Regions from separate parts of the Homo sapiens genome. Here region 2 is linked to region 1. Evidence: chromatin loops called from intact Hi-C (ENCODE). Cell type or tissue: heart left ventricle. All regions are shown on one strand. Links, peaks and the distances in the headings refer to the core of each region. The heading gives the core; the rest is flanking DNA.

Region 1 (15,580 bases), core at 2,838-10,837:
GTGGGAGTCTAGAGATCTGGGATGTAATGATGACTCTTACTCAGTGTGTGTGGGACCTTAGGCATAGCACTCTATCTTCCCAGCCTCAGTTTTATTATTTGTTAAATGGAAACTACTCTTTACCTCACTGGAGGTATAAATGCAGATGGATAAAAATGCTCTTTTTGCAATTTTAGAAAGGCTGTATATGCCAGGTGCAGTGGTTTAAGCCTGTAATCCCAGCACTTTGGGAGGCCAGGGTGGATGGACTGCTTTGAGCTCAGCAGTTTGAGACCAGCCTGGGCAACGTGGTGAAACCCCATCTCTACTAAAAATTCAAAAACTAGCTGGGCATGGTGACATACACCTGTAGTCCTAGATACACAAGAGGCTGAGGTGGGAGGATGGCTTGAGCCTGGGAGGTAGAGGTTGCAGTGACCTAAGATCGTGCCACTGCACTTCAGCCTGGGTGACAGAGCCAGACCCTGTCTCAAAAAATAAAAAAAAAAAGGCTGGGTAAATGTGAGTGCTTTCAATTTGTGTTTACTATTCTCCCCAGAGGGAGAGTAAACTGGACTCGACCATAACCTGAGACCTTCCTCCCAGAGAGCAACTACTGGGAAGCCCAGCCCTTAAGTGAGGCCTTGTTAACTATTTGTTGCTTCTGCTGCAACAACTTTTGCTCAAATATCAGTCACCAAGCCTGCTACATCCTCATCCTTGCAGAAAGGCAGCACTATGCTGACCATCCCCACCCACAGCCTTCTCTAACACAGCTTCTGGACTAAGACTGGGAATATGACCCAAAGGCAAGCAACCCATGGGCTTGCCAATGACCTACAAATGTGTCTTGGCTCCTAAAATATGAGTTGGACAAATCAATATTTCTCTGTCAGGAATTTGAATCAGGCAGCATGAGGTGATTGAGGCAATTAGCAGCAATAAAAACTATGACTAACAGGATGTAAAGAGAGAGGCCATGAGTTTGAGTAGGGGTATGTGTGGGAGGAGATGGAGTGTAGATGATGACAAACCAAAGTGATAAAGAAGCAGAAATTATGAATGAACAGATCTATGAAGTAGAAAAGATAATATATGGATAGACAACAGATATTTCTAGAGTTCCTTCTATGAGCTGGAAACTGTGTTTGGCTCTGAACATAATGAAAGTGACTAAGACTCAGCCTCTGCCTTCACAACACTTAATTTTAGTGGGGAAGAGAGACAAACAAGCAAACAAACAAATAAATAATTACAATTTTTTTTTGAGACAGAGTCTCACTCTGTTGCCTAGGCTGGAGTGCAATAGCATGATCTTGGCTCACTGCAACCTCTGCCTCTCGGGTTCAAGCGATTCTCCTGCCTCAGCCTCCTGAATAGCTGGGATTGCAGGTGCGCGCCACCATGCCTGAGTAATTTTTTTTTTGTTTTTTTTTTTTGAGATGGAGTCTCATTCTGTTGCCTAGGCTGGAGTGCAGTGGCGCTATCTTGGCTGACTGCAGCCTCCACCTCCCAGGTTCAAGCAATTCTCCTGCCTCAGCCTCCCAAGTAGCTGGGATTACAGACGCCCACCACCCCACCTGGCTAATTTTTGTATTTTTAGTAGAGACGGGGTTTCACCATGTTGGCCAGGCTGGTCTGGAATTCCTGACCTCAAGTGATTTGCCCACCTTGACCTCCCAAAGTGCTGGATTACAGGCGTGAGCCACCACACCTGGCCAACAAAAAAAATTTTTTTTTTTTTTGAGACAGAGTCTTGCTCTGCGGCCAGGCTGGAGTGCAGTGGTGCTATCTTGGCCCACTGCAACCTCCACCTCCCAGGTTCAAGTGATTCTCCTGCCTCAGCCTCCTGAGTAGCTGGGACTGCAGGCGTGCGCCACCACGCCCAGCTAATTTTTTTTTTTTAGTAGAGATGGGGTTTCACAATGTTGGCCAGGATGGTCTTGCTCTCTTGACCTCGTGATCTGCCCACCTCGGCCTCCTAAAGTGCTGGGATTACAGGCATGAACCACCACGCCCGGCTAACAAATTGTTTTAAAGGCTAAGAAGAAAACAAATATGGGGCCAAGATGGAACATATCAGGGAGGGTCACTAATGATCTTGGCAGGAGTAGGGAGGGACCTACTTAAGAAATAGCATGATTCTAATTAATGGTGTCCAGCTTTAAAAAAAAAATTTAAAATAATAATTAAAAAAAGCAATGGGAGGGAGAGTCTCTCTGGACAGAAAATTAAAATGAGACCTAAAGAATGAGAAGGATCCAGCTGTGTGAAGATCAGAGAAAACAATATTTGACATTTCTCAGAATAGGGGATTTAAAAGAAAAAAAGAAGAATACTTGAGATAGAGGATGTTTAAGGCCTGCTGGCAGGAAAGAGCTTATCATGTTCAAGGAAGATGATGGGGGTTGCGGTGTGAAAGCCATGTGGATGGAGCAAAGGAAAAGAAAAGGAAGCATGAGATGAGTTTGGAGATACAGGCAGACGATAGATCACACAGGCCTCTCTAGGCCTTGGTAAGGAGTTGGGAATTTAGTTCCAGTGTAGTGAGAAGCCATCAAATATTTGATGCTAGGTAGTGACATGATCTAGCATAGTGTGGCAGATAAGCTTGAAGGCTAAGAAGTCAACCTGGGTTCAAACCTAAGTTCTACCATTTACTGGCTGTGTGCCCAAGGCTGTGTGACCTTGGGCAAATTTCTCAATCTCTCTCTGCCCTAGTTTCCTTATCTGTAAAATTGAGGTAGATTTGGGTTTTACTTCATGGAGTTGTTGTATAGATTAGATACATGTAAAACAGTTCCTGGCACATAATAGACACTAATAAATGTAAGTTCGTATTATTATTTTGTTTTTAGAAAGGTCATTGTAGCTGGTGTATGGAGAATGAATGTGGGGGCATAAAAGGAAGAGGGTAAAGAATAGGTGAGGGGAGGCCAGTTATGAGGCTTATGAGTAGCCTGGGTAAGAGATGACGAGTGAAGTGATGGTGGTAGACACAGAGAGAAATGGACTAATTTCACATAATTTTGGAGGTAAAATTTTCATATTTTGCAGATGGACTGGACATGGGGGTTGAGGAAAATGGAAGAATCAAGAATAACTTCTAAGTTTCTGGCTAGAGTAACCGGGGGATGGAAGTGACATTTACAGAGATTAGGACTCGAGGCGAAGCAGGTTTGGCAGGGAAATTAGGAGTTCTATTTTAGATATGTTAAACCTGAGATGTCTTAAGACATCCAAGTGGATGTCTATTAGACAGTTGGTTACACATTTTGGAGACCAGAAGAGAGGTCTGGGAAAAAGATGTAAATTTGGAAGTCATTAGCATGATCAGCATTTGAAGACAAAGAAATAGTTGAGATCATCTAGGAAGAGAGTCTGCAGAGAGAAGTGAAGAGAGCCAAGAAGAGTCCAGAGGATTTTAGGGTGGTGGAATAGACAAAGAGAGTGAGGACAGACCTGCGAAGAGAGAGTAAATCAGCAGAATGTGGTATCACAAAAACCAAGAGACGAGAAAGTTTCAAGAAAATTGGAGAGGTCAGCTGAGTGGAAAGGTCAAATAAGACTAAAGAAAATATTGGACACTGATGATCTTGGCAGTAGTAGGGTCAGTGAAGTGGGTGGTCTAAGTAAGAATTAAATAAGTTGAAGAATGAATTAGAGGTGTGCTTGCTTTGACAGCATATTTACAAAAAAAAAGGAACAATACAGAGAAAATTGGCTTGACTCCTACACAAGGATGACACATCTGTGAAGCATTCTATATGCCTTTTGTATAGATTTTAATTTTGTGACAATGTTTACCTTTACATATTTAAAAACGGAATTAAATAAACAAGAATGGAAGGGATCCTAAAACTGAATATAAACAGAAACAAGTGAACCAAACTATATTTAAATAAGTAATATAATCACTCTGAAGGAAAAAAAATGAATCTAAATACTTTTGAACATAGTACTTGAATATACAGCTTTTGTCTAAAAACAAAACAAAACTGCAAACAAATCTTGAACCCTGTTTAGTAGATTGTTTTTGTTAGCAGAATGGATGTAACAATTCTATTTTGTGTCTATCTTGTTTATTTATTTATTTATTTATTTTTGAGATGGAGTCGTGCTCTGTTGCCCAGGCTGGAGTGCAGTGGCGTGATCTTGGCTCACTGCAACCTCTGCCTCCAAGGTTCAAGTGATTCTCCTGCCTCAGTCTCCCTAGTAGCTGGGATTACAGGCATGCACTACCATGCCCGGCTAAATTTTGTATTTTTTAGTAGAGATGGGGTTTCGCCATGTTGGCCAGGCTGGCCTCGAACTCCTGACCTCAAGTGATTTGCCCGTCTTGGCCTCCCAAAGTGCTGAGATTACAGGCATGAGCCACCATGCCCAGCCTATATCATAATTTTAAACAAATGAATAAAGACATTGATGTTGTTGAGAGCCAGAGTTCTTACTGTGGGAAAAGGGAGATGCAAATAAGGAATAGGAGAAAGAACCCTGTGGTGTTAAATTGGAATTAAAGTATCAGTAATGAATTATTAATTTAAAATGGTTGACCAGAGCTGGGTGCAGTGGCTCATGCTTGTAATCCCAGCACTTTGGGAGGCCAAAGTAGGAGGTTCACTTGAGGCCAGGAGATTGAGACCAGCCTGGGCAACATAGTGAGACCCCATCTCTATAAAGAATTTAAAAATATTAGCTGAGTGTAGTGGCGTGTAGTCCTAGCCTATTCCAGGGGCTGAGGTGATCTCAGGAGTTCATATCTGCAGTGAGCTATGATAGCATCACTGCACTCCAGTCTGGGCAACAGAGTGAGACCCTGTCTCTGTTAAAAATAATTATAATAATAATTAAACAAAATTAGGTTACTATTTTTCCCCTTTGGCTCTGTTTACTAAAATGGCCTAGAAGCAATTACACTCCAATAGGAATGAGCACATCTGATGCCCAAATCTTGGTTTCTAAATACCATTCCCCACTAAAGAGTAGCTCTTTGGAGAAATGGCTGATTTTCAGGACTAGGCAGTGAAAGTACAAGATAAGCCTGGAACATCTTATTATGCCAGAAAGCAAGGAGGTGTTAAAAAAAAGTGATGAAGACATGTCAAAAGGACACAGGAGCTAGTTTGAAGAGGCTCTCATTGGCCAAACCTGGGACAAGTTGAACATTTAAAAAATAATAAGGGTAATGTTTATAACTCATTAAATAAATTAAGAATACATTAGTTTATACTCATGATAATAATTAGAGAGAAGGAAACCTTCTTGCTTACAGTAGAATGCCAACTAAAAAATGTAGATGGAATGATAGAAGTAGAAAATCACCAGTTTGCAACTATCACAGTAATTGATTCAGACAAGAATTATCAATGAGTGTTGAAACCATTGGGCAAAAGTTTGAAGAGGAACAGGATATTTACATAGTTTCAAAGTCCCTCTCTACAGATTACCATTACTTACACAGGAAAAAATACTCTACAGTGAAGAAATCTGGTAGATACCACCTTAATCCGCTGATCAAAGTGAACACCATCAATAATGGGACCAAGTGACACCACGTTTCTCCCCATATGATGCACTGAGAAGGACACAACATCATATAACTAGGATTTCTTCCTGGAAAAATATGTAAATCCCTTCATGAGAAAACATGAGACAAAGCCAAACAGGGGGAGACACTACAGAACACCTGGCCAGTACTCTTTAAAAATGTGAATATCGTGAATAATAGTGAAAGACTGGGGAACTATTCTAGATTAAAGGACACTAAAGAGTTATAACAGGCTAGGTGTGGTGGCTCACACCTGAAATTCCAGCACTTTGGGAAGCAGAGACAGGAAGATCACTTTGAGGCTGAGAATTATAGGCCAGTCTGGGCAACATAACGAGACCCCACCTCTACAAAAATAATTTTTTAAAAAATTAGCCAGGCATAGTGGTGCGTGCCTGCGGTACTAGCTAGCTAGTCTGGAAGCAGGGGTGGGAGGATCGCTTGAGCCCAGGAATTCAAGGTTGTAAGTGAGCTGTAATTGAACCACTGCCCTCCAGCCTGGGTGACAGAGCGCGATCCTGTTTCTAAAAAATAATAATTAAAAGAAAAAAAACCTTTTTAAAAGTCATGACAGTTAAGTATAATGCATTACCTGGATCAGGCACTGGATCAGAACCTGATGGGGGAAAATACTGCTATATAGGACATTATCAGGCCAATTAGTGAAATTTGAGTATGGACTGTATATAAGCACTATGTCAATTTAAAATTTCTGGATTTGATTGTCATACTGAGTGGGTATGTAGGTATATAAGAGAATGTCCTTTTCTCAGAAAATACACATTGAAATATTTAAGGTATTAGGGGTAACTACTGCAATTCAAATGGCTCAGGAAAAAATATACATATCCATGTATATGCATGTAGGCATATGCCCACACATGAGAACTTCTGGGGCATCTGGGAATTCTTTGTAATATTTCTGCAGCTCTTCTGCAAGTTTGAGATTATTTCAAAGTAAAAAGTTAAAAAATAAAGTGTAAAGGTGGGCACGGTGGTTCATGCCTGTAATCCCAGCACTTTGGTAGACAAGGGCGGCGGGGTGGGGGGTTAACATTTGAGGTCAAGAGTTCGAGACCAGCCTGGCCAACATGGTGAAACTCTGTCTCTACTAAAAATATAAAAATTAGCCAGGTGTGGTGGCATCCTCCTATAGTCCCAGCTACTTGGGAGGCTGAGGCAGGAGAATCACTTGAACCCATAGGCAGAGGCTGAAATGAGCCAACATCAGCCCAATGCACTCCAGCCTGGGCGACAGAGTGAGATTATTATTTTGTTTTTAAAAAAAAATAAAAAGTAATAATAATAATAAAGCATAGATGAAGAAATAGAAACAGTATGGAGATAACTCTTTAGAAAATTTCACTGTGAATGGGAGCAGAGAAATGGAGCCAAAAATAGAGTCAGGGTCATAAGATAGCTCTTTAAAGACAGAAGAAACTAGGTTTGTTCACTGATCAGAGAACCAAGGTGGACTTCAGTCTCTCCCTTTCAAGACGAGGGGCTTAGATCAGACATCCTGTAAGGGCCTTTCCACCTCAGGCCCTTTGTGACTCTATGACTCTCCTACCCTCTCCTAGATGCCTAGAGTTCTTCTGAAAACATGTTTTATTCCTTAAACTGCAACCAGGAAAAGACATTTGGGCCACCACCACTTGAGGGCAGTAGAAAATGATGCTGCACGCAATTTGGTGGTTTTATTGTTTTGGCTGCTGGAAGAAAACAAAGGCCTTCACATGATTTACCCTCAAATGTCTTAGGGCAAATAAAGGTCCCGTGAACACACCACTTTTTCCAAATGTTTTAAACAAGAAAAGCCCAAGATAAGTTATAACAGGGGGTTGAGGAGTAAGAGGGTGAGAGGGTCTCACATCTTGAAAAAAGCTGGCACATACTGTAAGTTTAATAAAGAATAACTGATAACAGAAAAATTAGAGCCTGTCAGAATTGAAAGGGATCCTAGAGGAGGATGAATAGAGCCCCTTCGTTTTATAGGCAGGACCCTGGGTCCAGAGGAGAGAAGGGGCTTGCCCAAAGACACAGTGACATGGTAGAGAAATTAATGGTTTCAATACTTATCTGGCTAGCCTGTGAAGAGAGAGATTCTGATATTTTCAAATGACATAATAAACGTCACTTGCAAAAAGCGTGGCCCCATCACTGGTATTGGTACTGAGTTCTGAAAACACTGTGACAACACAGTTGTGAGGCTGTGTCTCTTGTGGCTTCCTCTCCCTGGGAGGATCTGACTGTTCACCTTTAATTCTTATCCACTTCAACGGGTCTGAATGCCCTGGACAGCATAGTTCTGATCCTATCCAACCCACTCCTCACCCCTTTCTGAGAGGAGCTTCAGACTGCTGAGGGATCTTAGACTTTCCTACCAACATCAGGGGATGAAGTTGAAGGCCATTTGGAAAAAAAAGTGAATGAGCATGTGACAGAACATTATTTGGAAAGAAACAACATTATCATTGCCATAGAGGGGAGATGATCTTAAAAAGACAATCAGAAAATCCAAAGCATAAAACTTCCCTAATATGACTTAAGGACATGATGGAGAATAAAATTACTAGACTGTTCAAAACAAAAAAACCAGTATGACTTCATAACATGATAAACAGCTGGGAGCATTTTTTTTTTTTTGAGATGTAGTCTCACTCTATCGCCCAGGCTGGAGTGCAGTGGCACGATCTCAGCTCACTGCAAACTCCTCCTCCCGGGTTCAAGTGATTCTTGTGCCTCAGCCTCCTGAGTAGCTGGGACTACAGCATGTGCCACCACTCCCCGCTAGTTTTTATATTTTTAGTAGAGATGGGGTTTCACCATGTTGGTCAGGCTAGTCTCGAACTCCTGACCTCATGATCCACCTGCCTCGGCCTCCCAAAGTGCTGGGATTACACGTGTGAGCCACTGCGCCCAGTCAGCATCAATTATTTAGAATAATAACCTCTAACCCCTAACCTCAGTATTATCTATTCCTCTGCAAAAAAAAAAAAAAAAAGAAAGAAAAAAGAAAAAACAAAAGAAAAAAAAATGCCCAGGCATTAGCCTGGCATTCAAAAATCCCTTGCCTGTTCCAGATAATTTTCTAGTCTCATGTCCTGCCATAGCTCCCACCCTGCACTCCAACCTCTGTTTTCTGAGCACTCATTGCAATGGTGTAACTGTGAACATTTATTCAGGCCATGTGCTGCATTTGCTCCATTTTGAGGCTCGATTCAAATGCCACCTGCTTTGGAGGCTTTCCTTGATCTGACCCTTACGTTTACTCGCAGATTCCTTTTGACTCCCACAGCCATTTCATCTACTTCCCTCTTTTTTTTTCTTTTCTTTCTCTTTCTTTCTTTTTTTTTTTTTTTTTGAGACAGAGTCTTGCTCTGTTGCCCAGGCTGGAGTGCAGTGGTGCAATTTCCACTCACCGAAACCTCCGCCTCCTGGATTCAAGTGATTCTCCTGCCTCAGCCTCCAGAGTAGCTGGGACTACAGGCATGCACCACCACGACCAGCTAATTTTTTGTATTTTTTTTAGTAGAGATGGGGTTTCACCATGTTGCCCAGGCTGGTCTCGAACTCCTGAGCTCAGCCAATCCACCCACCTCAGCCTTCCAAAGTACAAGGATTACAGGCGTGAGCCACTACACCCAGCAGCATGTACTTCTCTTTAATATTTATTTCATTCTGTCTTGTCTTTCCCATCACAGAGTGAGCACTTAGAGGGCATGAACTGGGTCTTAATACTATGATTTTTTTAGAGGTTGCTTCCAGTTATTAATAAATATCTACCATTTATTAATTACCAATTAATAATTACCAATTATTACCAATTACCAATTAATTACCAATTACCATTTAATTACCAATTACCATTTAATAATTACCAATTATTAATAATAATCTAACAATAATTTTACTTATCTTTCTAAATCTCCTGTTTCTCAGCTCACTCCTTCCAACACCCTGACTCCAACACTTCTCTGATCCCTTCCTGGGCCTTATAATCCAGTGATCCTAATATCTCTTCACCATTCCTCAACTATCTTGTGTCCTCACTTCCCTTTTTACCCACCTAAATTCCAAGGTCCAATGTTAAAATCACTCCCTTGATAGGTCCTCTTCTCTCTTGCCTCCTCTTGCATTCTCATTTTGCTTCACAAGATCCCTACCCTGCACAATCTAACTCTACCTACTCTCTGCCTTTGGGAAAGTGGATGAAGAAAAACCCACAACTGTGTCAACTGGACTCTTAAAATTCATCGCCACTGACCTCAAGTGGGCTTTTAGTGCTACCTGGGAATCATACTACATTTTCAAGTCCATCCACTTTTCCTAAATGCTTATTTCGTAACTTTTTTCAAACTTTTCATATCCTCTCCTTTTTCCTCCCTCTCAGCAGATAACCCATCCACCTGCATCCATGCCCACATACTCAGCCCTCTTCGGTATTCTCAAAGCCAATTCTTTCCCCTGCACTCCAGCAATTCCCTCTCTTGCTTGTATCATCAGTGATTCCTCTTCTACCAGATCATTCCGTTCACTTTCTAAAAAATGCTGCATTATTGCTCACCTTAAGAAAAGAAACCTCTCTTGACTCTGTATCCCTTACTAGGTATTCACACCATTTCTCTGCTCTTCATTTCAGCTAGACATTTCTAGAGAATTATCTGTTTTTCTTGACTCCAAGTCCTCTCTTTTCATTCTCTCCCGAGCCTCCTCTAATTATACTTTTCTTTCACCTTCCCCTGAAACGATTACCAAGGTCACCAAAGACTTCCACATTGCTAACTCTGGATATTAATTGCAATCCTCATCTAACTAGCTCTTTGATAAGATTTGACATGCTTTCTCACTCCTTCCTTCCTTGCTCCTTCCTGAAACACATTGCTCATTTGGCTCAAGGACAGACATCATACTCTCCTGGTTTTCCTCTAAGCTCAGCTGCTCTTTCTTTGGTCTCCTTTACTAGTTCCTCTTCATTTCCCTGAGTCCTAACATTGGAGTGGCCCAGGGCTTGGTAGTTGGACTTCTTGGGTTTTATTATAGACACTTGGACAGTCTCACCCAACCTCATGGCTTTAAATGCCTCCATATGCTAATGACACCCAAATTTATATCACCAACCCAGGCCTCTCCCCTGAACTCCAGACTCTTATTCCAACCGCATCCTTGACATTTCAACTTGGATATCTAAAAGTGTATCAAATTTAGTCAAAGGCCAAATTCCCGATATTCTCTCTAAATTGGCTTCTTCCATAGTCTTACTCATCTCAGTAAAAAACAATTTCATCAATCCAGTTGCTCAGGCAAAATCCCTGGCATCATCCGTGATCCTTTTCTTCCTCTCATACCTCATCCTTAATCCTTTAGCAAATCTGGTGTGCTCTACCTTCAATATGTACAGAATCTGACCACTTCTTACCACCTCTCACCACCAAGCCATCATCATATCTGGATTATTGCAATAATCTTATATTTGTTTTACCAGTTTCTGCCCTTGTTGATCTACAGTTTATTTCCCCACAATAGTCCAAATAATATTTTTCTTTAAATGTTTTTATTTATTTATTTATTTTTAGACAGAGTCTTGCTCAGTCACCAGGCTGGAGTGCAGTGGCACGATCTTGGCTCACTGCAACCTCTGCCTCGCAGGTTCCAGTGATTCTCCTGCCTCAGCCTCCCGAGTAGCTGGGATTACAGGCACATGCACCACCACACTCAGCTAGTTCTTTTGTATTTATAGTAGAGGCAGGTTTTCATCATGTTGGCCAGGCTGGTCTCTAACTCCTGACCTCAGGTGATCTGCCTGTCTCGGCCTCCCAAAGTGCTGGGATTACAGGCATGAGCCACCGCACCTGGCCCTATTTTTTTCTTTTTTTACAACAAAGTCTCGCTCTGTCACCCAGGCTGGAGTACGGTGGCCTGATCTCGGCTCACTGCAGCCTCGGCCTCCCGGGTTCAAGCGATTCTCCTGCCTCAGCCTCCCGAGTAGCTGGGATTCCAGGCATTTTGATATTTTTAGTAGAGGCAGGGTTTCACCCTTTAATAGAGGCTGGTCTCAAACTGACCTCAAGTGATCTGCCTGCCTCGGCCTCCCAAAGTACTGGGACTACAGGTGTGAGCCACTGTGCCAGGCCATAATTTTAATTTTTTTTACAGACAGGGTCTCAGTCTGTCACCCAGGCTGGAGTGCAGTGACGCAATCATAGCTCACTGCAGCCTCAAACTCTTGGGCTCACTATGCCTGGCTAATTTTTTTTTTGTTTAAGAGACGGTCTTGATATGTTGTCCAGGCTGGTCTTGAACTCCTTGGCTTCAAGGTATTCTCCAGCCTCAGCCTCCCGAAGTGCTGGGATTACAGGTGTGAGCCACCATGCCTGGTTTATTTGTCTTTTTCTTGTTGAGTTGTAAGGGTTCTTTATATATTCTAGTTAGAATTCACTTGTCAGGTATATGATTTGCAAATATTTTCTCCCATTCCTTGGATTGTCTTTTCACTTTCTGGATGGTGTCCTTCGAAGTACAGAAGTTCTGATGACATCCAGTTTATCTAATTTTTCTTTTGTTGCTCTGCTTTGGTGTTATATCTAAGAAATCATTGCCTCCTCTAATAAAGATGGTTTGCATCTATGTTTTCTTCTTAGAGGTTTTTTTTTTTTGTTTTTTTTTTTTTTTTTTTTTTGAGACAGAGTCTCACTCTGTCACCCAGGCTGGAATGCAGTGGCACGATCTCAGCTCACTGCAAGCTCCGCCTCCCAGGTTCATGCCATTCTCCTGCCTCAGCCTCCCAAGTAGCTGGGACTACAGGCGCCCGCCACCACACCTGGCTAATTTTTCTGTATTTTTAGTAGACACGGGTTTCACCGTGTTAGCCAGGATGGTCTCGATCTCCTGACCTAGGGATTCACCCACCTCCACCTCCCAAAGTGCTGGGTTTACAGGCGTGAGCCACCGCACCCAGCCTCTTCTCAGAGTTTTATACTTAAGCAACTCTTAGATTCTTCTAAGAATTTTACAGTTTTACATTTATGTCAAGGATCCATTCTGAGCTAGTTTTGGCATCTGGTATGACGTAGGGGTTCAACTTCATCCTTTTGCATGTGAATATGTAGTTGCATGTGAATATGGTAGTTCAACAGTACCATCTGTTGAAAAGACTATTCTTTCCGCCATTGAATTATCTTCATACCCTTGCTGAAAATCAATTGACTATTAATGTATAGAGTTAGTTTGAACTCTCAATTACATTCCATTGGTTTATATGTCTCTCTTTATACTAGTACCATGCTATCTTGACTACTATACCTTTGTAGTAAGTTTAAAATCAGGAGCCTGTAATCCCAGCACTTCGGGAGGCCAAGGCAGGTGGATCATGAGGTCAGGAGATCAAGACCATCCTGGCTAACACGGTGAAACCCTGTCTCTACTAAAAATACAAAAACAAAAAATTAGCCAGGCATGGTGGCGGGCATCTGTAGTCCCAGCTACTCGGGAGGCTGAGGCAGGAGAATGGCAAACCTGGGAGGCAGAGCTTGCAGTGAACCGAGATCGTGCCACTGCACTCCAGCCTGGGCAACAGAGCAAGACTCTTGTCTCAAAAAAAAAAAAAATCAGGAAGCATGAGTCTTCCAAATTTGTTCTTCATTGTTAAGATTATTTGGCTATTCTGAGTTACTGGAAATTCCATATGAATTTTAGAATCAGCTTGTCAATTTATACAAAGAAGCTAACTGGTATTCTAATAAGGATTGCACTGAATCAGTAGATCAATTTGGGGAGTATTACCATATTAACAATCTTAAGTCTTCCAATTCATGAACATAAGAAGTCTTTCCATTTGTTTAGGTCTTCTTTACTTTCTTTCAATGATATTTTGTAGTTTTTATTTGCAAATCTTGTACTTCTATTAAATTTATTCTTAACTATTTTTTCTTTTTGATGTTATTGTAAACGGAATTGATATTTTTTATTCTTTATTTTTGAGACAGTCTCGTTCTGTCTCCCAGGCTGGAGTGCAGTGGCGGAATCTGGGGTCACTGTAACCTCTGCCCTGGAGGGCTGAAGTGATTTCCCCACGTTAGCCCCCTGAGGAGCTGGGACTATGGGTGTACTCCACCATGCCTGGCGAATTTTTGCATTTTTTTGCAGAGACAGGGTTTCACCATGTTGCCCAGGCTGGTCTCAAACTCCTGACCTCAAGCGATCAACCCAACTTGACCTCCCAAAGTGCTGGGGTTACAGAGGTGAGCCACTGTGCTGGGCTGGAATTGATTTTTTAATTTCATTTTCAGTTTGTTTTTTTTTTCCCCGAGACAGAGTCTCACTCTGTCACCCAGGCTGAAGTGCAGTGGCAGGATCTTGGCTCACTGCAACCTCCGCCTCCTGGGCTCAAGCAATTCTCCTGCCTCAGCCTCCCAGGTCGCTGGGACTTACAGGCATGAGCCACCATACCTGGCTATCATTTTCAGATTATTCATTGCTAGTGTATAGAAATACAATTGATTTTTGTATATTAATGTTGTATCTTGCAACTTTGCTGAACTCATTTATTCCAATAGATTTTTGTTTGTTTCTTTAGGATTTTCTATATATACAAGATCATCTCATCTGCAAATATAGTTTTACTTCTGTTTCAATATGGATGTTTTTTATTTTTTTCTTGCCTAATTCCTCTGGCTGGAAACTCCAGTATAATGCTGAATAGAGTTACCTTTCTTGGTTTTTTTTGGGACAGAGTCTTGCTCTGTCACCCCCAGGCTAGAGTTCAGTGGTGTGATCTTGGCTTACTGCAGCCTCTGCCTCCTAGGTTCAAGAGATTCTCGTGCCTCAGCCTCCCAAGTAGCTGGGCCTACAGGTGTGTGCCACAGCCCCTGGCTAATTTTTTTTTTTTTTTTGTATTTTTAGTAGAGATGGGGTTTTGCCATGTTGGCCAGGCTGGTCTCGAACTCCTGACCTCAAGTGCTCTGCTTGCCTCGGTCTCCCAAAGTGCTGGGACTACAGGCATGAGCCACGGTGCCCGGCTGAGTTACCTTTCTATAACATGATTTTGGATTTTTATTTTCCTTCCTGGGAACCTTTCAATGACTCCACATTGCCCTCAGAATAGACTTCATTTTTTATTAGCTTACAAGGCCAATTTAAATCTCACCCCAGGCAGGCACCCAGCCACAGTGACTCACATCTGTAATCCCAGCACTTTGGGAGGCTGAGACAGGAGGATTGCTTGAGTCCAGGAGTTCAAGACCAGCCTGGGCAACATAGTGAGACCCAGTCTCTATAAAAAATAAAAACATTATCTAGGTATGGGGACATGTGTCTGTAGTCCCAGCTACTCAGGAGGCTGAGGTGGGTAACTGCCTGAGCCCAGTAGTTTGAGTCTACAGTGAGCTATGACTGCACCACTGCACTCCATCCTGGGCAACAGGGTGAGTCCCTGTATCTAAAAAAATTTTTTAAAAAAGATAACCCAATTCTTAATCACCATCATCATCATCATCATCATCATCATCATCATCATCATCACCATCATCATTGGATAGTCCCCATTTGCTGAGCACTTACTCCCCATGTCTCAGATACTATGCAAAGTGCTTTATAATCATTGTCTATTTAATTCTTTTACTCATTCTGTATGGTAGTCTGCATGAAACTGAGGGTCAAAGAGTTTTAATAACTTGACCATGGTGTTGTAGCTTATAAGTGGAGGACCTTGATTCAATGTCAAATTTGATTCCAAAGTCCATCATCTTAACCATTGTCCTGATGTTAGGGGTCCTAGCGTATAATTCTTACTTTTAAAAGGGTAAATAGGCCAGGCGCGATGGCTCATGCCTGTAATCCCAGCACTTTAGGAGGCCTAGGTGGGCAGATCACGAGGTCAGGAGATCAAGAGTATCCTAGCCAACTTGGTGAAACCCCGTCTCTACTAAAAATACAAAAAATTAGCCAGGTGTGGTGGCGCTTGCCTCTAATCCCAGCTACTCAGGAGGCTGAGGCATGAGAATCGCTTGAACCTGGGAGGCAGAGGTTGCAGTGAGCCGAGATTGCGCCACTGCA
Region 2 (15,580 bases), core at 3,536-11,535, 210 kb after region 1:
AATGAAGTTACTGGCCCAGGGTGTCAGGTGCAAGCCCTGGCTTTCAAACCTGCTCTCTGAACTATTCTCTAATCGGATGAATTGCTTGGGACTGCCCAGCTAGGACATAGTGGGGCCAGGAGTCCATCCAGATCTTCCTGTCTTTGCATCCCAAGTTCTGACCCCTGAAAGGTTGCCATCAATGCTGGAAACCCCTCATTAGAGCTCTGACCCCTTTTTTCAGTTAGAGCTGTTCTTGGTCCCTTGTGCTAACCCAGGCTCCTTCTTTAGACCTACCTTCAGCAGCTCCTAGAGACCAGACTTAGGTAGAAGAGCCCAGATCCTAGAACAGAGACCCTCAGAGCAGGGAGGGCCCATGAGTTCTTGGCCCAAATTTCTCTCCCCTTTATATCTGGTGGGAAGAGGAAACTGCCCCACAGTGGGGCAGTGACTTGCCAAAGGTCACAGAGCTAGCGGGGGGCAGAGTCCATGCCTGCCCAAGGAGCAGGAATAGATCCTTCCTTAGGGGCCCTTGCCAGAGAATATTTAAGATCTGTCACTGTCACAGCCCTCCAAAGGCCCTTTGTTGACAGGCCTGTTCACTTGTGAATTATTAATGAGCCCAAACCTGTAACCTGTTAGGGTGGGGCTCACTCGCTTTAAGGAAACCTGCTTTACAGTCACCAGTTCAGTGAGAGAGGAAGGGTTCTAGACTCTGAAGAGGGGGTATCTGGGCTGGCAGAGACTGCAGGTGTTGGGGAGGGGGCGCTTCATGCCAGGGAAAGGCCTGGGGGAAGGGGCTGGGAGGGGTGCTGAGAAGGGGGAAGGAGTCACCCAAATAATGCTCAGTAATCTGCACAGCATCCCTGAGAGTTTGGGATTATTATCCCAGGTTTATAGATGGGAAAACTGAGGTTCTGAGAGGTAGAGGCAGAACTGACTTCACAGCTTAAGCTCTTTCTACAACAATGGCATCATGTGTCACTGCTTGCATCCCCCATTTCTATGACCTCTCCCACTTAAAACACCCCTCCTTTCTTCTCTTCTTCCCCCTTTCCCTAGAGAATAAGGAATCAAGACCTGGGTTCGAGCTACGGCTAGATGTTGGTCCAAGCCTCTATTTTCTCATCTGTAGGATGGGAGGTAATGCTATTACAAACTTTCTAGGGCATTCTAAGGGCTCACTTAATAGGTATTTATTAAGGGCTCTTTTTTTTTTTTTTTTTTGTGAGACAAGAGTTTCTCTCTGTCGCCCAGTCTGGAGTGCAATGGTGTGATCTCGGCTCACTGCAAGCTCCACCTCCCGGGTTCAAGTGATTCTCCTGCCTCAGCCTCCTGAGTAGCTGGGATTACAGGTGTCCACCATCACCTCCAGCTATTTTTTTTTTTTTTTTTTGTATTTTTAGTAGAGGTGGGGTTTCACCACGTTGGCCAGGCTGTTCTTGAACTCTTGATCTCAAGTGATCTGCCCGCCTCAGCCTCCCAAAGTGCTGGGATTACAGGCATGAGCCACCGCGCCCGGCCATATTAAGGGCCTTCTTAAGTTGACAATGGCACAGGTGAAAGCAGTCCATGAAGTTCTCAGGGCCATTGAGAGGTGTGGTGACACTGGTGATTTGTTCTTGCACGCTGGGGAGGAAATGAGGGAGGAAAGCAGGCCTGGCATCTCCCAGATGTAACGCACCAGGAAACAGGTCTCCTGACAGGAGGAAGGCATCCAGGACTCAGGATGCTGTCCCATCGCCAGGGCCCAGCTGTCACCTCAAGGTGGGGACACACAGGTGATCCAAGTAAGGTCACTTGAGTTGGGGAGGCAGAAATGATGATGGTGACTCACAGACTCCCCTGTGCTGGGGCTGGGCCAGAGCTCCTGGGGGCCAGGAACGGCCTGGGTGGGGCCCTCCTGAGGGGTGGGCCACTCTGATGCGCTGACTCACCAGGTGACTGGCTCTAGCATCACTGTTCGCTGTGATGGTGTGGGGAGAGTTCCAGCTCTAAAGGCGGCTCTTCTGCTTCCCTTACTGAGCTCATTTTTCATCTGTGAAATGGGGAGGAAAGTAGTGTCTAGTGGTCCACCACAACCATCACTAGGTCATTTATATAGCACTCTGCTATTTTCTTTCTTTTTTTTTTTTTGAGACAGGGTCTCACTCTGTTACCCAGGCTGGAGTGCGGTGGCACCATCATGGCCCACTGCAGCCTCAACCTCCTGGGCTCCATTGATCCTCCTGCCTCAGACTCTGGAGTAGCTGGGACTACGTACCCCATGCCGGGCTTTTTTTTGTTTTAGATGGAGTTTCACTCTTGTTTCCCAGGCTGGCGTGCAATAGTGCGATCTTGGTTCACCGCAACCTCCGCCTCCCGGGTTCAAGCGATTCTTCTGCCTTAGCCTCCCATGTAGCTGGAATTATAGGCATGCACCACCACACCTGGCTAATTTTGTATTTTTAGTGGAGACAGGGTTTCTCTGTGTTGGTCAGGCTGGTCTCGAACTCCTGACCTCAGGTGATCCGCCCACCTCAGCCTCCCAAAGTGCTGGGATTACAGGCATGAGCCACCACAACTGGCCTGGCCTTTTTTTTTTTTTTTTTTTTTGTAGAGACAGGGTCTCACCATGTTGCCCAGGCTGGTCTCAAACTCCTGGGCTCATGCAATCCACCTGCTTTGGCCTCCTAAAGTGCTGGGATTACAGGTGTGAGCCACCATGCTCAGCTTATATATGAATTCTTAATACTCGGAGCAACCTTGGAAGTCGGCAATATTATTTCCATTTTACTGATGAGGAAACTGAGGCTCAGAGAGGTGGTAAAGTGAAAATTAAATAAGATAATCCATGTTATACACTGAACATCATGTGTAGCATGTAAAAAGCCTGTGATGTGTGTCAGCCATTGTTATAATAATAACCTCAGAGGGAAATTGTAAAGTGCTAGGCCCCGCATTAGTGTCTGGTGACTAGTCAGGTACCTGATGTCAGGCCCTGAGACACAGAGATGAACTGGACCAGGCCCTAGCCTCCAGAAGCAGACAGTCACATACAAACCTCACTCTCTGCTCCCCACCACCCCAAACACACATACCACACACAGACAGTGACAGCTCAGGGTGATTAAGGTAGGTCAGAGTGGGTTAGGGCAGTGGGTGCAAAGGGAGCCCCTGACCCATCTATGGAGGGAGGGCTTCCTGGAAGAGGTGACATCTGAACTGAAACCTGCAGGGTTAGGAGGAGTTTTGGCATATGGCAAAATGTCAACAAATGTTGGTCAAATACAGTAAAGGTTTACTCTGGAGCTAATACAGCTTATAGCTTCAGGATTCTTCACTTACCTGGCCCCTGCCAAGGCTCTGGGAGAACCCTGGCAATTTTATACAGGCTGACTATCCCTAACCCAAAATGCTCTGGACCAGAAGTGTTTCAATTTTTGGATTTTCATGGATTTTGGAATATTTGCATATGCATAATGAATTATCTTGGGGATGGGGTCCAAGCCTAAACATGAAATTCATTTGTGTTTCATATACAACTTATACACATAGCCTAATGGTCATTTTTTTTTTTTTTTTTTTTTTGGTGGGGGCGATGGAGTTTTGCTCTTGTTAACCCAGGCTGGAGTGCAATGATGTGATCTCAGCTCACTGCAACCTTCGCCTTCCGGGTTCAAGCGATTCTCCTGCCTCAGCCTCCCGAGTAGCTGAGATTACAGGCGTGCGCCACCATGCCTATCTAATTTTGTATTTTTAGTAGAGATGGGGTTTCTCCATGTTGGTCAGGCTGGTCTCGAACTCTTGACCTCAGGTGATCTGCCTGTCTCAGCCTCCCAAAGTGCTGGGATTACAGGCATGAGCCACCATGCCCAGCCACCTAAAGGTAATTTTATACACAATATTTTTAATAATTTTGTGCATGAAACAAAGTTTGTGTACACTGAACCATCAGAAAGAAGTGTCACTCTCTCAGCCATCCATGTGGACAATCTGTGATTATTTGGCATCATCATCATTTTTGACTCTGAATTTATGTGCTCCCAATAAGCATTTTTTTACCCTTATTCACACATAAGTACTTAACAATAAAAATATAACATACCATTAATGCAGTGAAAAAATAGTGTTCAGGGTAACTCAGCAGCACGTGAGCATCAGTAGAATGCCTGTGTCCGCTGTAACAACAGCACAGCAAACATGGCAGGCCTGCAGTCTCCAACTACAGTGCTCAAAAAGCTTCAAGTTTCAGGCCGGGCGCGGTGGCTTACGCCTGTAATCCCACTGTGGGAGGCCAAGGTAGGCGGATCACTTGAGGTCCAGAGTTTGAGACCAGCCTGGCCAACATGGCAAAACCCTGTCTCTACTAAAAATACAAAAATCAGCTGGGCATGGTGGCACATGCCTGTAATCTCAGCTACTCGGGAGGCTGTGGGATGAGAATCACTTGAACCCAGGAGACGGAGGTTGTGGTGAGCCAAGATCACGAGATTGTGCCACTGCACTCCAGCCTGGGTAACAGAGTGAGACTTTGTCTCAAAAAAAAGAGAAAATAAAAAAAGCTTCAAATTTTGGAGCATTCTGGATTTCGGATTTTCAAATTAGGAATGCTCAACCTGTATTGGTAAATTTGTATTCTTTTTTTGAACAGCGGCCTCCCCATTGTAAGCTTCTGGATCCACCCCCGGTTACATGAATGACTAACAAGTGACAAGGGAGGAAGGTGTGTTCCACACAGAGGGAACAGCATGTTTAAATGCCTAGAGATTTGAAAGTGCATGACATGTGATAGGGGCCCCAGCCTCATCATCCTCTTTACATGTATTGCTTGTGGTCTCACCAGCCTCACCCTTTCCCACTTCCATGCCTTCATCCATGCTGCTCCCCGATCTGGTACACCCTCTCCATGACTTCAGTTTGTTTAAATAATATAAACTTCAAGGCTCAGTTCTGTCACCACCTCTTCCAGGAAGCTCCCCAGTCTCTCCCCTTGTCTGGATTCTTTATAGTTGCTGGTGGATGTCATCATAGCTTACTTCTAGTAGTTAATTATCTTTTTCGTGCCTGTATATGAGACTCCTAGAGATGGGATGATTCTTGCAAGTGAGCATCTGCCCCTGCTCACAAATGGGCAGGATGGGACTTCACTGCCTTTCCAGGCAGCCTGCTTAGATTTTAAGCAGCTACCACCAAGCCCAAACTGCCTGGCTCCCCTGGGATCTGGTACAAGTCCTGTTCCCACCGTGGTTGCTTCTGCAGGCTGTCCCCTTCTGCTTCCTCTTCTGACGTCCTGGAGGTCATAGTTGCTCCAGGGGAGCTACAGTCCTTCCTTACTTCTGTCCCCTCCTTTGTGAAGGGACAGCTCTAATGGCAGCCACATGCTCTGATGAGTCATGGTTAAGAGCAGCATCTGGGGCCAGGAGATGGTGACTGGTTAACTCTTCATGGGCCAGTGGCTTTCTGTGCCAGAAGATCAGGTCAGGTGGAGACACCGCCTCAGGGCTCGGTGCACAGTGGACATTTGGGGAGCGTTGTGGGTGACCCCCACACAGGCACTGGGAATGCAGGGGAGAGGGGGCCAAGGGGGAAAGGGGCCAGAGTGTTGGCTTTGGATTCAGGAGGGATGGATTCCAGTCCTAGCTTGCCACTTATTAGGTGAGTGACCATGCGTGAATCAAATGAACCCCATGCCTCAGTTTCCCCATCTGTAAAATAGCAATTATGGGGATCATTTGAGAAGGCAGTGTGAACTGCCAGCTAGCAGTGAGTGCTAAACCGTGTTTTCCCCGCCTTCTGGTCTCCTGCAGTCACTCAGTGGGCGAGATGGTGGGATTAAAATCCAGGCCTGACTCTGGGGGCTGTCTTTGTCTGCACGAATGCCCCCATTAATGCGGGAGGATGGTGACGGCTCAGGTGGGGGCCGCTTCGGGGCGGAAGCTGTGGGGAGGAGAAGTGACAGTAAAGTGGACCTCAGGTCCCGGAGAAGAACTTCTAGCGCCAAATAGGTGGGGACGTGTGAGGAGGGAGCGAGCTCCCGGCCCGGGCGGTGTCTGCGCAGAGGGCGCCGGGCTCTCACCTGTCGGAGCGGGGGTGGGGGCCGCCCAGAACCCCCGGCGGTGCGGGAGCGCGGGTCGCCGCGGGCGGCCATGGCCCTACGGTGCGGGTGGGGAGACCGAGGCTCGGCCCGGCCCCGCCGCCTTCCCCGCCCCCGGCGCGCCCCTCCCCGGCCGCCGCGTCCGCGACCGCACAGCGCCCGGCTCGGGGTTGCGGCGGCAGCACCTGGGCCGCGATTGGCGTCCGGCTGGGGCAGCGCCGCCCGCGCCCCTCGGCGATGACCTCGGCTGGCGGCGCCCCAGGAGCCCTGCCCGCGGGGTAAGTGCGCGGCTGGGAGGCCCGGGGGCGCGGGCGGCGCGGGCTGGGGCCCGGGCAGGTGGCGGGCGCCGCGCCAGGCCTCCCCCCGCGCACCGGCCTGGGGCCGCACTGCGGCTTCCAGCCCCCACCCCGCCCGGCCCCTGGCAGCCGCCGCCGCTGCCAGGAGTGGGGGCAGGGGGCTGTGAGGAGGCGGAGGCGCGGGGACCCCGGGTCGGTCACTCACCTTCTGGGTCCCAACTTTCTCACGGAGCTGTAGTCACAGACACGTTCAGAGCAGCCTTCCCCACCTGCCTCGTGGCGTTCACTCCTGTGGGGTGGGCCCTGTTACTCTCATCCCCATTACAGATGAGGAAACTGAGACACAGCACTTAAGTGACTTGTCATCGGTCACCCAGGAGGTAAGAGTTGCGGGTGGGATTTGAACTCAGTTCTGTCTGTTGTCAGATCCCCCCACCCCATCATCTTCAGGGACATTAGGGGAACTTAAACAGCTAAGGTATGGGCCAGCCGGGCCCATTGGGTGCAGCAGGAACCTGGGTAGTAAAAAGTGGGTGTTGTCACCTTCAACGTGGCTCTCCTGCCCAACCCTACCCACATCCCACTGAGAAACCCCTATAGGACCCCTACCTAGATCACCCCCCGTAGCAGTGACAGCCGCTACTGCCGGGAGACCTTCAGCAACTCTCTGCTTTTCCTGGGCCCCAGTGGGCAGGGCAGGGGGCAGCTGCTAGGAGCCCTGACTGCTGGGAGGTTGCTGGGCAGAGAGCCGGCCCAGGTGAGCTGGGAGGAGGGCTCACCCTGCCTGGAGCCTCACCACCAGTGACAATATTTGCTAAGGGCCCGAGGCTTGACACATGAACAGGGAGGTGACGAGGCTGGTGCCAGCTGGCAGCTGGAAGTCTCCACAGGGCTTGCGTGTGTGTGGCTCTATCAGGGCTTGGAAGCTGGGTTGCTGGGGGACACCCTGGCCTGGGAGAGGGTTGCCTGGTGAGTTTCAGCTTCATCATTTTTGTTGTGTGACTTTGGCCAAGTCCTTAACCCTTCCTAGACTTCTGGTCCCTCCTTTGGAAAACACAGAAGTGGGGCTGGCTGTTCCTTTCCTGTTCTGGGCTCAAGTATTTGTAAAGCTGGAGGTTGGGTAGGTTCCTTCTGTGCAGCCCTGACTGAGCACCACCACCCTGCTGGGTCCAGAAAAGTGGTTTCCAGGAGAGAAGGCGGGCATGGAGCAAGGTATCTATCAAAGAAGTCTAGACTCCCTGGCTGAAAACCACATTCATCCCACTTCCTTATATGCTTACATCCCTGCCTAAGTGCCCTCTACAACCCCGGGCACCTCTGGCCCTGCTGCAGGCCTCAGGACAGCAAGCTTGCTCTTCTCACGCTGGTGGGTCTTCCTTATGCAGAACCGTACCTGCCTCTCTGCATGCCTGCCCACTCTTCTTTGAAGCCACCTGTCCATCTGTCCCCAACCCTGGCTAGTGTCATCCTGGTGGGGTCTGAGCAGAGGAGGGCCGCACGCAGCAGGACCATTCTCACCTTCACTACAGAGACACTCACTCAACAGACACTCAGCAAGGCCTGCTCTGGGCCCAGATGGTCATTGGTGAACAAATCAAGCCTTAAATCTCTACCTTTTTAAAAATTATGAAATATTTTAAGCCTTCAGAAAAATATAGCAAATAGTAAAATGAACTCACAAACCCTTGCCACCCAACTTTGTCAGATATTAACATTGTGCCCCATTTATTTTATATTCTTTTTAAGAAATAAACCATAGTAGAGACCCTTGAAAGTCTTGTGGAAACCTCTTCCCTCCTTCCCTCTCCAGAATTACTTGCCATCCTGAATTTAGGTTTTATCATTTCTCTGTTTTTATTCTTTTACTCAGTGTGTGTAAGTCTTAAAAATATGTAGTTTGTTCTTCAAAGTTTTCTGTGAATGGAGTCCTATAGCATGTGTCATGCTGCAGCTCGCGTTTTCACACTCAACTTCAGGTCTCAGATTTAGCCTTGATCCTGTAGCTCTTGTCCCACTTGCCCTGATGTGTGATATACCACCCTATGTAGACACCTCCATTTGTTTATCCTTCTTGATGGATGTCGAAGTGTTCCCAGTGTCTTGCTATTCAGACAGTGAATATTCTTGTATGATGGTGTTTGCACATGTGTTTCACGAGGGTGCCCCCTTAGTAGTGGAATTGCTGGGTTGTTGGATATGTGCACTCGATCTTAAATAAAATAAAATAAAATAAAATAGAGACAGGATCTCACTTTGTTGCCCAGACTGGTCTCAAACTACTGGGTTCAAGCGATCCTCCTTCCTTGGCCTCCTGAAGTGCTGGGATTACAGGAGTAAGCCACTGCGCCTGGCCCACTCAATCTTTTAAAGTTATTTAGTTTCATTATAAAGTCAGTGCTACTTGATCAAGAAATGATGGTAAAGCCGCACGCAGTTGCTCACGCCTATAATCCCAGCACTTTGGGAGGCCCAGGCAGGTGGATGACTTGAGATCAGGAGTTTGAGATCAGCCTGGCCAACATGGTGAAACCCTGTCTCTACTAAAAATACAAAAATTAGCCTGGCATGGTGGTGCACACCTGTAATCCCAGCTACTCGGGAGGCTGAGGCAGGAGAATCTCTTGAACCCGGGAGGCGGAGGTTGCAGTGAACCCAGGTAGTGCCATTGCACTCCAGCCTGGGCGACAGAGAGAGCCTCTCTCAAAAAAAAAAAAAAAAATGGCAATACATAATTTTAGAAAAAAATAATAATTACTCACATTTTCTGAGTACTCTTGTGCTTTCCATAGTCTTAGTCATTCTTCACAAAAACCGTGGGAGGTAAGTACTGTCATTCCCATCTCCTTGATGAGGAAACGGAGGCTCATAGAGGGTATGGAACATTCCCAAGGTTATCCAGCAAGTAATAGCTGCAGCTTGAGTCTAGGGTTGTCTGCTTTCAGAACTCTTGCAGGCCACACTGCATTAGGTCATGCTACATCACTCCGTGACACATTTATGTGCAGCTAAGGGGGACTCTTTGGAAGGAGAGTCACAATCATTTTTGCAATTTAGAAAGATCACTTCTAAAGCAACAGATCCCCATGGGCAGATTATTTTACTCGTTGAGCCAAAGTTCCCCTCAGTGGTGGAGCAGGGATTAAAATCCAGCTCTGACTGCAGTTGGCTTCCTGAGCGACCGCTCCGCCGCCTCACCCACCCCACACCCACCTCATCCTGACTGGGATGGAGGTAGGAGGATTTTCTGTTCTCAGTGGGAACTGAGGGTCTCCCAGCTCTACCCAGATCTGCCCATGAGGCACAGAAGCAGCAGTCCAAGCCAACTCTAGTAGAGAAGTGGGAGGGAAGGGGAGAGTGGGGGCGGCTCCAGGCTACCTGACACCCCCTCCCACCCTCTAGCTCCCTTCTCGTTTGGGCCTCAAGTGTGGGTGGGATCTGAATGAGAGAGCCGCCACCACTGTGCCAGAGCTCCTGGCATTGGTCACCAGCTCTGCTCCATCCAGCCCAGCACCTCTTCTCCGCGTCCCTCTCCTCTGTTCCCCAACACACAGTGGAGAGGCCACCATCACCGCAGGAATAGATGTCACCTGGGCCAGGCAAGGTGTCCTTGGAAAAGAAAGGTCTTGGAGACGCAGGGGCAGCCTGTGGAGAAATGGGGGCCTCAGTCTCAGCCAGGTGAGGGGAAAGGTTTGGCGCTGTTGCTTCCACAGAATGCATTTTTGTCTTCTCCCAGGCTCCTGAGAGGAGCCTGACTGCGTTCCTGTCTTCACTGCCTGTCCCTGCCATATCTATCAAAGACAGATAAGGGTGCCTGCTGGCAGGACTGAGTGAAATAATGCAGTCATCAATTTAAATAAGTTGAAGTGGTAATCTCTTTGTGGCGATGGGTGGTTGGTTGTTAATGCTATTATTAAGTCAAATGGGGCGGATGTCTCCAGCCTTCCTGAGCTCTCTAGCCACCGCAGCCTCACCCCTCCATTTAGCTGGCCTTGCAGAGCCTCTGTCTTCCAAGCCCTTCCAGAACGCTTGTACCTCCTAACTGTGGTGTCATGCCTCCAGCCCTGTGTGTGTGCTGTTTCCCCTTCTTAGACTTCTTTCTCCATCTTGTTCTCAGTTTGATGGCATTTTCCTTGATGCCATCCTCCTTCCATGATGCCATCCTCCTTCCGCCCAGCCTCCTCAGTGCCCCAGGCTGAGTTAGAGGTGTCTTCTGGGCCCCTTTGGCCCCCAGTGATTCCCATGATCACAGCCCTGAGCACTGTAGCGGTCACTGCCCTGTCTGCATCTGTCACCTGTAGGCTGTGAGCTCCTGAAGAGGCAGGCCTAGGTCTGTGTCCACTCTGTGTCCCCAGAGCCCAGTCCCACGCATAGCCTAGAGCACGAGATTCGCGGGTGCTTGTGGGAGGGAAGGAGGGAGGAAATCAGCCCAGGGCTCAGCTCGCCCCCAGTCTGGGGGAGGTTACCGCAGACAGCCTCATCCCAGTTAAGCAGAAGAGGTGCCGGGGCTGCCGAGGGAAGGACTGTGCCTGTCTGCACTGACTGTCCATCCGGCCTGGATCTTTCTCTCCAGGTAGACCAAGTAGACAGGACCTTTTCCTCGGTGGGGGATGGAGGTGGTGAGGGGTGTGTGCAGAAATGGGAGGCAGGCTCTTGGCTCAGAAATTGTTTAGAGGTTGGCATAAACCACAACAATGGGCTTGACTTTCTGGGGCTGAGCTGATGGGTACTGGCTCAGGCAGAAACTTGGGTTAGAATGCATGCTTGGATGTGTGACCTTAGCTTGGATGTGTGACCTTAGCCAAGTTACCCGTCCTCTGTGCCTCAGTTTCCCCATCTGCAATAGGTGTGGGGGGGTAATAATCCCATTTCACAGGGCATTTTGAGAGCAGTCAGAGAGAATGCCAGTTAAACACCCAGGCAGTAGATGCTCACTGCTGCCTCATTGATTCATCCAACAGAGATGAATGGCTTGAACACCAGTCACTAGGCTATGCCCTGGGCAGAGACAGACACCATCCCAGCCTCTGAAGAGAGGGGCAGGGACCACATCAGGTGGGGCCTTTTAGGCCATGGAAAGGAACTTGGCCTTTACCCTAAGAGCAATGGGAAGCCAGGGAAAGATTTTAAGTCCAGAAGTGACATTTGTGGTTTTTTTTTTTTTTTTGAGATGGAATTTTGCTCTTGTTGCCCAAGCTGGAATGTAATGGTGCGATCTCTGCTCACCACAACCTCTGCCTCCCATGTTCAAGCGATTCTCTTGCCTCATCCTCCGTAGTAGTTGGGATTACAGGCATATGCCACCACGCCCAGTTAATATTGTATTTTTAGTAGAGGCGGGGTTTCTCCATGTTGGTCAGGCTGGTCTCGAACTCCTGACCTCAGGTGATCCGCCCGCCTCAGCCTCCAAAAATGCTGGGATTACAGGCATGAGCCACCATGCCCAGACAGATGTGGGTTTTAAAGATGTATCTTTGGCAATTATGGGAGAGACAGGTTAGGGGAAATAATGCTTCCAACATTCTCTCTCAAAGAAACTACCTAGAGGTGGGGATGAGTTACAACAAACATCCTTTAAAGTACATTCCTGGCCAGGTGCAGTGGCTCACGCCTGTGATCCCAGCACTTTGGGAGGCTGAGGCGGGTGGATCACCTGAGGTCAAACACCTGAGGAGTTTGATACCAGCCTAGCCAACATGGTGAAACCTCATCTCTACTGAAAATACAAAAAAATTAGTCGGGCATGGTGGTGGGCACCTGTCATCCCAGCTGCTTGGGAGGCTGAGGCAGGAGAATAGCTTGAACCTGGGAGGAGGAGGTTGCTGTGAGCTGAGATCGCACTACTGGTCTCCAGCCCGGGCAACAGAGAGACACCCTCTCCTCAATAAATAAATAAATAAAATAATTCAGTACATTCCTGAACTCCCACAGAAGTAACAGAAACCCCCTCCAGCCAAGCGTGAAGAGAGAACTGAAGTCAGGCTGGCAAACAAGATGAAGCCACAGCAACCTTAGGCTATTTACACATTTCAGAAATCTAAAGCCAGGAGTTTCAACGGCCACTCAACAGATGGGAAAGAAGGTCTTGGGCCTACACAGTTACAGTTTAAGGAGTTGGAACTTAGCATTCCCCAACTCAACACTTAAATCTGGGACCCTCCAAGGGCTACAGCCTCAGTGAATAGGAAGATTGGCTAGAAAAAAGGTCCGCCCCCACCAGCAAAGTTAGACAGCATTTCTGGTGGGAAAAAAAGACTCCCTAAAAAATGATAAATACTGGTCTGCCATCACACAAACTTTGGGTTTGATGGCACACCACTACCTTTGTGGTCCTGGAAACCATAAACTTAAAAAAGTAACTTAAATGGTCTCAGGGTGGTAGTTCCCCTGGGAACCTGGACAGAGTAAATGAAAAATCCTTCCTGGAGCAATGTATCCTGTCCCACAGTCCCTTTGGATCTGTCAAACATGAATTTGTAATATAATTGCAAAACACACAAGGAAATAAGCCACTGTGAGCAGCAGGCACCAGAAACAAGAAAGAGCAGAATTAGTTTCCCTGAGAGTCTAAAATGCTAGAATTATGAGATATAGAATAGAAATAATTATGTTTAAAATGTATAAAGGAATTGAAGATGGACTTGAGGCAGGGAACATAATACTACCCCAAATAACTAAGATTTGAAAAAGAACCAAGTGGAATTTCACAAAATGAAAAATATAATCATTGAAATGAAAAATTCAGTAGGTAGGATAAGTAGCAGGTCAGACACACCTAATGAAAGAGCTGGTGAAATGAAAGAAATTACTCAGGATCTAACAGAGAGCCCAAGAGATAGTATAGAAGTTAGTTAAGAGACATGAAATATGGAATAAAAAGGTCTAACAGAGAAGAGAGAAGAAGGTGGAAAGAGTGGAATGGAGAGTGTTCCAACAGACCTGGGTAAAGATGGTGCTGGCCTGGACCAGAAGGTATTGGGCATAGAAGGGGTTGATTGAGAGATGTTAGGAAGTAGGCTGTGGCTTATACCTATAATCCCAGCACTTTGGGAGGATGAGGTGGGAGGATCACTTGAGCCCAGGAGTTCAAGACCAGCCTGGGCAACATATGAGACCCTATCTCTGTAAAAATTCTTTATAAAAAAGGAAGTAGAAATGATGGGATTTAGTGGAGTTTAGTGATGGAGGGGATGACAGAGGCCAGAGAAGGGATGTGGCAAAGATGATTATCAGATTTTTGGCTTGGGGAATTGGGTAGAGGAGTGTTGCTTATTGGGTAGAGGAGTGGACAAGCATGGTGTCTCACGCCTGTAATCCCAACACGTTGGGATGCTGAGGCAAGAGGATCACTTGAGCCCAGGAGTTTGTTGAGACCAGCCTGGGCAACATGGCGAGACCCCATATCCACCAAAAAAAAGAAAGGCAAAGACTGGGGGAGAACAGATTGGGAGAATGAACACGAGTTCAGTTTTGAAAAAGACATGTTTCAATTTGCCTGGGAAGATCTACTGATGCATCTCAGAGTGGGAGACTTTAGAGCTGGGCCCTAAGGTATATGTAGGAGTTTACCTGGTGGAGAGGGAATTTCTTTTAACTAACTTCTGGGAAATAGGATTTCCCTTCAGGGAGAGTATCAAGCCTCTTTCTGGAACATTCTTTCACTCAAAGGAGGCCCCTTGAGAAGAGGCATTATCAAAACATCAAATAGGCAGGGCTTCTGGGATCTCTTAGTTTCATCTCTCATTTTTATATGGGAAAGCTGAGACCCAGAAAAGTCAGGGGTTTGCTTTCCTAGCCTTAGACTCTTCATTCATTCATTCATTCATTCATTCATTCATTCATTCATTTACCTAACAGATATTTATTAAAAGCCTACTTTGTACTGGATACTAGTTGCTGGGGATACAGCAGTTAAAGATTCTTGCTTCCTGGAAGCTTATAGTTTAGTGGAGGGAGACAGACAATAAACACAAAAATAAGTAAAATATATCACGTCAGAGGGTGGTAAAAGCTATAGAGAAACGTAAGGACTGGAAAGGGCTCAGGTATTCTGGAGGAGCCATTGGCAAAGTGAATTTGAAAGGCCCTGGGCCTCTCGTTTGGGGCTGCTGACCCATAGTGTGACAGCCCATTGTGACAACGTCAGGGATTCTAGAGTCCAGGCCTGGGGGAGGGAGGAGGCCTTGGAGAAGGAGGAGGGAAAAAGGGGCTGTGGGATTTAGTGGCTGGGCTGCACCCCCTGGGGGGGCAGCAGAGCCCAATGGGCCAGAAGGGCCACAAAGACTCCCTTTACCCTTGTGGAGGGTAAGATCATTGATTCCTGAGGCCTCTTTGCACCTTGCCCTTGGCCCCTCCCCCACCTCCAACAGATCTCTGATGACATTCCCTTCTGCTCCCCCTCCCACCCTTGGGAACACCAAGAGGTGGGTCCAAATTGTCCCTGCGTCCCAGTACAGAGTGGCAGCCTGGAGGAGCTCGTGACAGGCACCCAAGGCTGGCCAGGGAGGCTGAGTAGACCCTGTGAGGCTCTGTTCCAGCCAGGAGAGGCTGGAGGGTTGGAGGGCCCCTGTGTCATGCCCCGCATCTCTTCCCCCAGGACTCCTGAGAGCAGCCTCCATGAGGCCCTGGACCAGTGCATGACCGCCCTGGACCTCTTCCTCACCAACCAGTTCTCAGAAGCACTCAGCTACCTCAAGCCCAGGTGAGGCTCAAGCCCCGGTTGGGGTAGGGGGTGTGCATGACGGTCAGGGAGAACCAGAGGTCTTGTATGAGAGGAACCCTGTGTAACTAAATGCCTTTGGCTTTCTGGGTCACCAGGACCTCTGAGAAGTCCCATAAAAATGGCTCAAGCTCCATTCCACGGCCTGTGTGCAGCCAGGCCCTCTCCAAGGTCACTGTGACTTGCTTCTTCTTAGGCTCTTGAGGGTTCTTCACACTTTGTTACTTGTTCCCGCAGAATCCACTTGGAGTTTCATCCTCACCAGCTCTCACATGACTCCTTTGTTTATTTTTCCCCAAAGCACTAAAGACTTAGGTTGCCTGCTTTCCTGGGTGTTTTAGGGCAATCAAGAGGGCTGCTCACTTGACCATTTCCTTGAGTACTCACTGCCATGTTTCTGTAAATACAAATCAATAATGGGCGTATACTCCTTTTTCTTTACTTATCACTTTTTCTCAGTTTTAAAAATTGAGATGTAATTCAGATACCGTAAAACTCACCCTTTCTTATCAC

What was found. A loop is a pair of places that touch in the nucleus more often than their neighbours do. Peaks named below come from ENCODE experiments on the same cell type or tissue, not always from the same donor. Only the 100,000 strongest peaks of a DNase experiment are listed, where the experiment ranks them.
Region 2: it touches region 1 in a loop (2.2-fold over the local background); 2 of 110 quality-filtered maps call a loop at or near these places.

What each region holds. Positions count from the first base shown.
Region 1 is chr1:51,526,797-51,542,376 of GRCh38, reverse strand. All of the region lies in intron 1 of EPS15-AS1 (EPS15 antisense RNA 1), which reads right to left. It also overlaps a transcript of OSBPL9 not described here and the pseudogene RNU6-1281P. Among named protein-coding and RNA genes, the nearest start is that of EPS15, 15 kb to the right of the region's middle. In heart left ventricle, for the core only: CTCF peaks have their summits at 6,981 and 7,182 (motif pointing right); no DNase peak of the experiment used is centred there.
Region 2 is chr1:51,321,190-51,336,769 of GRCh38, reverse strand. It overlaps TTC39A (tetratricopeptide repeat domain 39A), which reads left to right and starts at 6,208. Exons shown (of 18, transcript NM_001297663.2): 1 at 6,208-6,333; 2 at 14,945-15,049. The coding sequence starts at 6,293. It overlaps TTC39A-AS1 (TTC39A antisense RNA 1), which reads right to left and starts at 7,116. Exons shown (of 3, transcript NR_123731.1): 1 at 6,961-7,116; 2 at 6,557-6,640; 3 at 5,489-5,898. RefSeq lists an enhancer at 5,299-5,348 and a silencer at 6,166-6,235. In heart left ventricle, for the core only: no CTCF peak of the experiment used is centred there; a DNase peak (open chromatin) is centred at 7,209; H3K4me3 peaks cover 1,650 bases; H3K27ac peaks cover 4,163 bases; H3K27me3 peaks cover 1,185 bases.